Linked DNA regions of Homo sapiens: region 2 is linked to region 1. The links are chromatin loops, found by intact Hi-C in ENCODE. Cell type or tissue: heart left ventricle. All regions are shown on one strand. Each heading gives the region's core, and the rest is flanking DNA. Links, peaks and the distances in the headings are about the cores only.

Region 1 (5,385 bases), core at 223-5,222:
AGAGGAAGACTTAATATTGTCAAGATGTCAGTTCTTCCCAGCTTGATCTATAGATTCAGTGCAATCCCAATCAAATCCCAGCAAGTAATTTTGTAGATATTGAAAAACCGATTCCAAGATTTATATAGAGAAGCAAAAGATCCAGAATTGCCAACACAATATTGAATGAAAAGAACAAAGTCAGAGGACTGACACTACCTGACTTCAAGAACTACTATAAAGTTGTAGTAATCAAGACAGTGTGGTATTGGCCAAAGAATACACAGATATATGGAACAGAAGAGAGAGCCAAGAAATAGATCTATATAGTCAACTGACCTTTGACAAAAAAGCAAAAGCAATACAATGAAGCAAATATAGTGTTTTCAACAAATGGTACTGGAACAATTGGACATCCACGTGCAAAAGAAAAAAAAAGAATTTAGACACAGACCTTACATCCTTTACAAAATTTAACTCTAAATGAATTGTATACCTAAATGTAAAATGCAAAACTGTAAAACTCTTAGAAGATAACATAGGAGAAAATCTAGGTCATCTTGGGTATGGCAATGACTTTTTAGATACAGTATCAAAGACATGAATCATGAAAGACAGAATTGGTAAGCTGGACTTCATTAAAGTTAAAAATTTCTGCTCTGTGAAAGACACTGTCAAGATGGTAAGATAAGACACAGACTGGGAGAAAATATTTACAAAAGATATACCTGATAAAGTAATGTTAACCAAAATTTAACAATGAACACTTAAAACCCAACAATAAGAAAACAAACAATCTAATTTAAAAATGGGCAAAAGACCTGAATAGACACATCACCGAAAAAGTTATTAAGATGGCAAATAAGCATATGATATTCAACATCATATGTCATTAGGGAATTGAAACATAAAACAACAAGGCTAGGTGCAGTGGCTCACGCCTGTAATCCCAACACTTCGGGAGGCCTTGGTGGGCAGATCACTTGAGCCTAGGAGTTCAAGATCAGTCTGGACAACATGGTGAAACCCTGCCTCTACAAAAAAATTAGCCAGGCATGGTGGTGCATGCTTGTAGTGCCAGCTACTTGGGAGGTTGAGGTGGGAGGATCATCTGAGCCCAGGGTCGATGCTGCAATGAGCTGTGATTGTGCCACTGCACTCCAGCCTTGGTGACAGAGTGAGACCCTGTCTCAAAGAACAAAGAAACAAACAAACGAAGAAACCCAATGAGATAGCATTACACACTTATTAGAATGGCCAAAATCTAAAACTCTGACAACATCAAATGTTAATAAGGATGTAGAACAACAGGAACTCTCATTCATTGGTGGTGGGAGTGCAAAATGGTGCAGCCACTTTGGAAGACAGTTTGGCAGTTTCTTACAAAGTTGAACATACTTCTACCATATGATCTACCAATTGTGTGCCTTGGTATTTACCCAAAGGAGTTGAAACCACACCCACACAAAAATCTGCCCATAGATGTTTATAGATTTATTCATAATAGTCAAAAATATGGAAGAGGGAATCTGGATGTCTAATTTCATATCAATTAAACTTTCAATCAATCCTGGTTTTAGCCCTCACACTACACTAGCATTTAGAAGTATTTGGTCCTCCAAATTCTGAGATTTTCTAGTTCTGCTGAGCAAATCTGTCCTCGATTCATAGGAAGTATGTTTCAGTTTCTCAGTTCTGCTAAGTCAGCTATCATTTTTCCATGTTCTTTTGCCTTTCCACAATTTTATTAACATTGCTCATCTGCTGCCAACTCTTCTCATTCTCTTTGTCCTCATGGGTTTAAATTTCCTCATGGGTTGAAATTTGTTGTCATTTGTCCTCATGGATTTAAATTTGCTGTCATTTTAGTAGGGTGTGGGGAGAGGGCAGAGTTAATGTGTATGTTCAATCTGCCACATTTAGTCAGAAGTCAGAGGTGATCTTCACCATTTGGAAATCCTCCTTGGCTGCTAGAGACCATGGCCACAGACACTCCATTTTTTGAAGGTTGGTTGTGTAGCCAAACAGTGTTTGAAGGGCCCAGCAGACCCCAGAACTTCTGTATGCCCTTAGTGCTGCAGTGCATGTGGTGGCTTGGGGAAGGTAGAGGAAGGAGAGGTCTCAGCCCTTTGAAGAGGAGCTCAATTATAAGTAAATCTGTAAACTGTAAACCTCACTACAGCCCTATTTTCTGGATAAGGAAACAGTGGTTCAGAGAGATGATGTGACTTTTCAAAGGTCTCATATCTGGTTGATGGCAAAGTGCGGTGAGACCCTAGGCTTGCCTGGCTTTCCACAGTGGTCTTTTCCCAGTGTGAGAGATTATTTGGTTCCATTCTCTACCTCTCCTTGTATCCCACCCTTTACAGTTTTGTGTCCTGATTTTGCATTTGACCCTGTGACTTGGTTGGGCTAATGGAATGTTCGCTTGTGTGATGTCGCCAAAGGTTTGAAAAGTGCTTGTGCATTGGGTCTGCCTCTGCTGCACTACAGGTCTCGGAAGAGGAAGGGAGACACATAGAGCAGATATGCCCAAGCCCAACCAGCCCATATTACCAGCCGACTTCCAGCCAACCCACAAATCCCCAAGAATAAGTAATTATTGTTTTAAGGCAGTGAATTTTGGGGTGGTTGGTTACACAGCATTTTTGTGGAAATAGCTGATATACCATGTCATAGAAACTCCTGCCATCAAGATAAATTAACAGATGACTGATGATGGGGAGTAATAAAAAGGTCCAGCATCTGCCTGGCTGGAATTGCTAGATTTAGTAAATAAAAATACAGAACCCAGATCAATTTACATTTTAGATAAACATCAACTGATTTCTTAGCATAAGTATGTCTCATGTAATCTTTGGGAAGTACTTCAAAAATTATTGTTTCTTTGCATGACACATTTCACTGGGCATACTGTTTTTTATCTGGCAACCTCATTCTGACAGATTTGTAAGAGTCAAACTACACAGAAAGCACCTGTGCATAAAAGTGGGCCTGGGCTAGAAAAGATGAGATATTAAAACAAGTCATTTTCTCTGCTCTGCACTAGGCAGTAAATGTATTTATAGGGCAGGCTTAATTTAGGTCTCTCAGGTAGCTTCTTATAGAGGGACTGAGTCAGAGAAAACCTGCCTGAAACATAAGAATGGGCCGGTGACTGGGAGAAGTTCCTTTCAGCTTTATTATTCAACCACACTAAAATCAGGGATCCATCAGGGAGGCTCTGACTTGCCTGCTTTCAGCAGCCTGTGGCTCTATAGAGAGCATCCTTCTAAACAATCTGAAACCTACATCCCTTTAGCTTGGATCCAAGAAGTGTTTCCCCAGGCTATTGCGCCATCTGTCTCCCAGGTGCCTGCAAGGGAAATGTTCTGTGGGGGTTGGGGAGAGAAGGGCTGCAGCCCTGGGCTCTGGAAGCGACTAAGAACTGTTTGTCAAGAGGTCAGTCCTGCTCGCCAGTGGCCAGTGAAACCAAGAGGCTGGATGAAACCTGAGTAAACCAAACACTGCAAGAGGTCAGAATGCTCAAACAGCCACGATGTGGGAACTCAGTTTATCCTCTGCCTCATCCCTCTCTTTAACAGTTTCCGGCAAGCCACTGTTTCTGGCTTTGCACAGCCTAATTGGCCATTTTCATGAGTAGTCGCCAACACAATCCAGGAGGAAATTCCACGCTGTCAGCCAGCAGCACAGATTGTTGCAGGAAAAATGACATAACTCATCCTCTGGGCAAACTTGCAAATGATTACAAATTTCCCCATCTCTCCTCGACTCACACAGCTGGCTGGAGAAGGGTGTAAATTTTTCCATGGAGATAGGAGACTTTTCCTCCGTGTAATTTCTTGTGATCAAACAAATCTCTATGGCTATTAATTTGCTTTCATTTCTGGTTTCATTCCCCCTGACATTCAAATAGAACCTATGTAGACTCTGCTCGTGGACACTTCCCGGGACTCGGATACCAAGCGAGACTCCTATGATGGCCTTGGTACAATGTTAGGTTCCCAAAAGGGACGATGGCCAGCTAAAATTCTGCACCTCTAGATAAATGACACCATGAAAACCAAACAGGCACAATGTGGTCATTGGTGCAGATCAGCTTTGGCATAAACCACAGCTCGCTCATCTGAGGACCAAGGTTGACTAATTCTGCCCCTGACAGTACTCTGTTTTCTCCTGACCCAGGCTCTCACTCAGATGTTGCTTGTAGATTTCATAGACTCTTCCACTTGGATTCAACTGAGTGAATAATTATTGAGCCCCATACCATGCTCATCTTACCGAGTGAGGCTCCAGGGGAATACAATAATTAATAATGCACTGGATCTAGCTTCAGGAAGCTTGCTGTTTAGAAGGAAAGGAGATCTACAAATCGCTATTATGTGAGAAGAGACCGATAAAGGACTAGCATGGAAGTAGCGGCAGTTGGAGGAGGGATTTGGAGAGATGCTGCTTGGCAGCAGAGGCCTGGGGATGTCTCATGGAGGAGGCAACGTTTGAGCTGGACCATACAGGGCTTCAGTGATGGCCCCTGGGAGGCCAGGAAAATGTAGGCACCAGGACAAGCAAAGTTGTAGAGTGAGAATCACCCCAAAGAATAGGGCTTGTAGGGAGAGAGAAGTCAGGTTTTAGTGTGAGACGAGAAGCTGAGCCTCCACTTCCTTGGAGGAGAAATCAGACTTTGTGTTCCTAACAAAGTCCCAAGATGCTGAGGGATCTTCCTCCTATAGTGCACAGTTCAATGCTTGCATCTTCCCCTCTCCTTTACAAGGCCAGATTCTAAAATATTTTACCCTGGTGGCTTAAAGGATTAATCTAATGCATATCAATGTTAAGTTATAATAATAATTTCTTAGGCTATTTCTTTAGAAGACCTCAAATAGCTCTGAGCTCCAGCTTCTCTGTGGATAAAGAGAAAGTAAATGCCCCCTGTTGCAAAAACTTCTGGAGCAGTGGGAAACCAACCTGTCAACTGAAATTGATTTATTCATTCAACTGCAATGACCCGACCCATTTAACACATCCCCTGAGAGGGAGCAGTTTTCTTCATTCAACCCATAGGATCAAGCTGATTACCATATAATAGTGTTACATCTTCATGAGTAAGTCAGGGTAGAAATTGCCATCCCCACTTAATAAATGGAGAAAATTAAACACAACTCTCACTATCACACAAGAGAGATACTTGCCCATAATATGTTCACCAGATCATCCTAACACATAGTTTCCTTAGGTATAGGATGAATCCCAGACTTCCTTTGCACCTCTATGTGTGTATTTCCCTTAACAAGAAAGCCAGATGCTATAGCACTTCTTTATCATCATAGGGAAAGAGAAATCTAGTTTTGCCCTTTCTTCCCCCACTTATTTTGAAATACCTGGTAGTCTCTGTTTTCTTCTCTATAT
Region 2 (5,385 bases), core at 161-5,160, 87 kb before region 1:
AGGTCAGGAGATTGAGACCATCCTGGCCAAGATGGTGAAACCCCGTCTCTACTAAAAATACAAAAATTATCTAGGCTTGGTGACATGTGCCTGGAATCCCAGCTACTCGGGAGGCTGAGGCAAGAGAATCTCTTGAACCAGCGAGTCTTGATTGGAGGTTGCAGTGAGCCGAGATCGCGCCACTGCACTTCAGCCTGGGGACAGAGCAAGACTCTGTCTCAAAAAAAAAAAAAAAAAAAAAAAAAAAAAAGCCAGTATGTCTTATCCAAGGTCATGCAGTAAGTTGGTGGCAAAATTGTTGTTATGACCCATGCTATCCACAGATGATCTTGTCAGTTCTGGCAATATTGGAGTGGGAGAAGAGCCTCAATTACATTGCAGAAAAATGTATTAAATATAAAAGGGCCGGGTGCAGTGGCTCACGCCTGTAATTCCAGCACTTTGGGAGGCCAAGGCAGGCAGACTCCTTGAGCCCAGGAGTTCAAGACCAGCCTGGGCAACATGGCAAGACTGTCTCTACAAAAAATGCAAAAATTAGCCAGGCCTGGTGGCACATGCCTGTGGTCCCAGATACTTGGGAGGTTGAGGTGGGAGAATCACCTGAGCCCCAGAGGTTGAGGCTGCAGTGAGCTGTGATTGTGCCACTGTACTCCAACCTGGGTGGTGGGAGTGAGACCCTGTCTCAAAATAAGTAAATAAATAAAATAAATATAGTAGTCTCTGATAATATTTTCGAGAATATATTAACAATCAAGACAGCTGGGAAAGTGGGAACATGGAAGCAAGCTAAGGGAATCACTGAATTTGTAACATGGTTGCTTGAACTAATGACTGCTATTGAAGTTCCCCAACCCCACCCTCATCCTGAGAATAGTCCTCATTATTTATTTATTTTGCCTATATGGATATATTTTAAATAGATAATACATTTTCATGCTATATTATTCTAAAGAAACCAGAGAGTATGCCACGAAAATATCTTTCTGCCCCTTCCCCCACCCCTAATTTCCTTTGGAGAAAGCAGTTTTCGGTTGTAGTCTATGCATGTGTAAAGCAAATGCATACATATGCACTGAATGCTTTGATAGTAATGCTCAATTTACATTTTAGAAAACCAGCCAGTCACAGAAGCCCAAGTAGTATTACACTGTGACATCCTGTGGACTTTGAGAAAGTGGGCTCCAGTTTTTATTAATACCTATTCCTGGTTTTCAGAATGACCCAACTCTCCTTCAAGTCATCTTTAGTGTATCAAGTACATTTAAGTAGAAACACTTGAAGATCAAGGTGCTAGTTGATCCCTAGGAGGTGAAATAATACAGTTGAAAGAGGGAGACTTGGTTTAACTTTTTGACTTGTTGCTTACACTGAAATTCAAGTATTTCATAAAGATTCTCTTTGGCCAATTTCATGTCCAAAGAATTGTCAAGCAAGTTAACGTTGGTTAATATAGTTTTTTAACTTACCTTATTGCTGAATAGAAAGGATTTCCTTTGCTGGGCGTGGTGGCTCACACTGGTAATCCCAGCACTTTGGGAGGCTGAGGTGGGCGGATCACCTGAGGTCAGGAGTTTGAGACCACCCTGGCCAACATGGTGAAACCCCGTCTCTACTAAAAATACAAAAATTAGCTGGGTGTGGTGATGAGTGCCTGTAATCCCAGCTACTCGGGAGGCTGAGGCAGGAGAATCTCTTGAACCCAGGAGACAGAGGTTGCAGTGAGCCGAGATCATGCCATTGCACTCCAGCCTTGGTGACAGAGTGAGACTCCATAAAAAAAAAAAAGAAAAAGAAAAGATTTCCTTTTTCCATCCAAAGAAAAAAAAATCTTGTGTTTGCAACTTATAAAGAATTTATATAAAGCCTTTCTGGGAAAAATGGACTCACTGGATTTCAATCGACTTGTTTCATTTTATAATTCTCCTTTGGCTGAAAAATCCATTCCTTGTAAGAAAGATAAGGAAAGTTCAAAAACAAGGGTCGATTCCATAAAGACGAATGTGATCTGGGGCATTTACCTTCAATTTGGGTCATTTTTCCATAGGCCTTTTAAAAAAAATAAAATAGCACTGATCCCATTGAAGGGCCCTAAGCACTATCGTACTTTATTGGCCTGAATGTTGCTAACACAGGAAGGTAGGACAGAGCTAAATTATTTTTTTCTACCACATGGAGGCATTGAACAACCATGTGATTTTCAAAATTTATCAAGACTTGGTAAGAGTCTAATGTTGTCTCAGGCAAGGGCAAAAAGGTTGATTTGATGTCCACAAAAGGATAGTGATTAGTATGAAAGTACTCTTCTCAGTTTATAATGTAGCATCTCCTCTGTAGGACCTATTTTTTAAACAAACTAGCCTTCTTCAACTTTCTATACATTGATCACACAAGAATAGACTATATTAGAATATGTAGGATTATAATTTGAGCAGTTTGGTTCATTAGTCTCTGAAACCTTTTCCTGAATTGAACACTCTTCCAGTTTACTGAAATTTGGAGGAATAAAATAGTAGGGAATAAATATTTTTATTTCATGTTCTTAATTATCTATTGTGAAACTTTTAAAAAATATCAACTTCTCCACAGTTCCATGGTGTGGCAAATCTATAGTCAAGGATCCAATTTGAATCCAAAATTTACCTCAATAATTGTAAACCCCAGAAGCAATTGGCAGCAAAGATACCAATCTCGACTTGCTAAGCCTACAGGACAAGTTCTGTCTTTGCCACTGATTGAACTCATGGCTGTGCCTCAAATAAATTAATCAACAAATATTTATTAATTAGTCTGTGTAGGCTAAGTACAGTGCTAAGTGCTATGACAGATGTAAAAAGTTGTTTCTTTTTTTTCTTTTCTTTTTAGAGACAGGGTCTTGCTCTGTCACCCAGGCTAGAGTGAAGTGGCTCAATCATAGCTCGCTGTAACCTCAAACTCCTGGGATCAAGCAATCCTCTTGCTTTGGCCTCCCCAGTGGAGTCACTGGGATTACAGGCATGAGCTACCACACTGGACCCAAGATGTAAAGAGTTCCAAGAGGTACCCTCTGGCCTCCAGTAAGGACCAGAGGAAAAGGGATTAGAGCTGAGCCTAGAACGACAAGTAGGGCTTGGGAAAATGAAGAGACATTCTCAGGTATTGAAATGACGTTGAAAATGATGTGGAAAAACATCAGACCTGAAATAGACTATTATTAAAATATAAAATTACATATATATAAATTATAAACTGTAAAATATATTATCAAAATAGTATTTTATTAGAAACAAAAAGAAACTGGCCTTTATTCTTTAAAAGCATCACTGGCATGAAAGACAAGGAAAAATTGAGACTTTAGATTAAAGGAGACTAAAGAAGCACAAGAACTAAATATAATATGTGATCCTGATCAGACACTGTACTGAACGGCAAAAAAATTATGAAGAACAGAATTGGGTCAATTGAAAAAATTAGAGTATGGAAGTTAGATTAAAGTATTGTATCAATGTTAAATTTCCTGAAGTTGATAACTATATGAAGAATATTTTTGCTTTTGGGAAATAGACACTGAGCTATGAAGGTGTAAAGGCACGTGATATCTGCAAACTATTTCAAAGAGTTAAAAAATGTTACTAATTGGTAAATCTGGGTAAAGGGTATATGGACGTTTTCTGTATTATTTTTGTGACTTTTCCATAAGTTCAAAACTTAAAAAATATAAATATGTAGTTACCTCAGAGGAAATGAAACGGAGTGGAATGAAGGAGAGATTGCTAACTCATTACATATTTCTGTATCATTTCTTAAAATAAATGTGCATTACTTTAGTATACTTTTAAAATCCAACCACTGAATCTTTAAAGAACAAAAAATATCTATGGAAGCAGAAAAATGCAGAAAGCGATTAGGAAGACCATGAATAGACTAATTTGGTTGAAAGACTCAGAAAACTAAGTGAACAGAGAGGAAGAAGGATGAAAAGTAGGTACCAAGAGCTTGTGGAGGGGCTCAACAGTGAGCTAAGAAGCCTGGATTTCATTACAGGATAAAAAGTACAAGGGATAAACATTACAGGCATTTTAGCCTCTGGGTATTTTAAGAAGATTAGTTTGATAGAAAAGCCAGAAAGGAGTCAAGGAAACCAAGGAAAGACGCCATTGAGGAAGTCTAGGCTTGGGGAAGCAGCTCCTAATTCCTAATTCTCCGTACTTATTTTAATTAATCACTGTTTAATGTTGAAGCTCTGGGAATCTAAGTCCCATGTTAGAGAATTTGTCTGCTTAGAACTGTTTTTAGAACAGTGCTTGGCCCTTAGTAGGCATGCAAGAAAAAGTTAACCAAGGTAGGGAATGAAAGATATCCTTGCCTTTAGTACTATTCCTTTCTTTCTCTTTTCCCCATCTCTTCTGATGTTCCGTGATTCATGCATACATGATTACACCATCAAGCAGTTGACAAGGAACGTGTGGGTGGGTGTTGTTCACTGAAAGAGGGTGGGTGACCCCAAGGTGAAGCCTAAAGTGACCGCCACCCCCCAACCCCCAGCATTGTAAGGAATTAAAGCCTTGACATCAGAGTCACAGAATTCCAAACCGGAAGAACTCTAGAGACCATCAGGTGTTCCCCGTTCTTTTGACAGTTGAAGACACTAAGGTGCAGGAAGAAAGGATGAGTTTTCTGAGGTCAGGCAAGTAGGTAGCAGCAGAACCGAGACCTTTCCCTTGAGGGAACCAAAGTTGACTATGGGGACTTGTGGAATCCACATCTCTATACTTCAAGCATGGAGCAGCAGGCAGGGACTACAGAAGCAAGAGGAAAGCTCCATGGAGGCATGTTCTCATTCTATCTACCCAGCTACTACTGCTTTCCAGGATCTGGGCTGTCTCATAGTCTTTGATGTCCACCCAGTAGTGAGCATTGGGCTGGACACACACACACACACACACACACACACACCCCTTGTTTCCTGAATTACTTAACTGAAAGTTAACCTAAGGCTGGGCGTGGTGGCTCAAGCCTGTAATCCCAGCACTTTGGGAGGCTGAGGCAGGTGGATCACAAGTTCAGGAGTTCGAGACCAGCCTGGCCGATATGGTGAAACCCCGTCTCTACTAAAAATACAAAAATTATCTGGGCATGGTGGCGTGTGCCTGTAGTCCCAGCTACTCCGGAGGCTGAGGCAGGAGAATGGCTTGAACCTGGGACGTGGAGGTTGCAGTGAACCTAGATCACACCACTGCACTCCAGCCTGGGTGACAGAGCAAGATTCCGCCTCAAAAAGAAAAAAAAAAAAAAGAAGCCCACACAGATACTTTCCCAACGTGATTGAGAGGATAGAAGCAAAGATTCCTACATCCCCTTTTCATCTCTGACTTTAGTCATCTTGAAAAGTCTCTTCAGATCTTGGTG

The links. Hi-C counts contacts between places; a loop is a spot of excess contacts. Peaks named below come from ENCODE experiments on the same cell type or tissue, not always from the same donor. Only the 100,000 strongest peaks of a DNase experiment are listed, where the experiment ranks them.
Region 2: it touches region 1 in a loop (2.2-fold over the local background); 7 of 110 quality-filtered maps call a loop at or near these places.

What each region holds. Positions count from the first base shown.
Region 1 is chr3:23,711,025-23,716,409 of GRCh38, reverse strand. No RefSeq gene overlaps it. Among named protein-coding and RNA genes, the nearest start is that of UBE2E1, 92 kb to the left of the region's middle. In heart left ventricle, for the core only: a CTCF peak has its summit at 3,325; no DNase peak of the experiment used is centred there; H3K4me3 peaks cover 1,229 bases; H3K27ac peaks cover 1,846 bases.
Region 2 is chr3:23,797,707-23,803,091 of GRCh38, reverse strand. No RefSeq gene overlaps it. Among named protein-coding and RNA genes, the nearest start is that of UBE2E1, 5.6 kb to the left of the region's middle. In heart left ventricle, for the core only: a CTCF peak has its summit at 2,164; no DNase peak of the experiment used is centred there.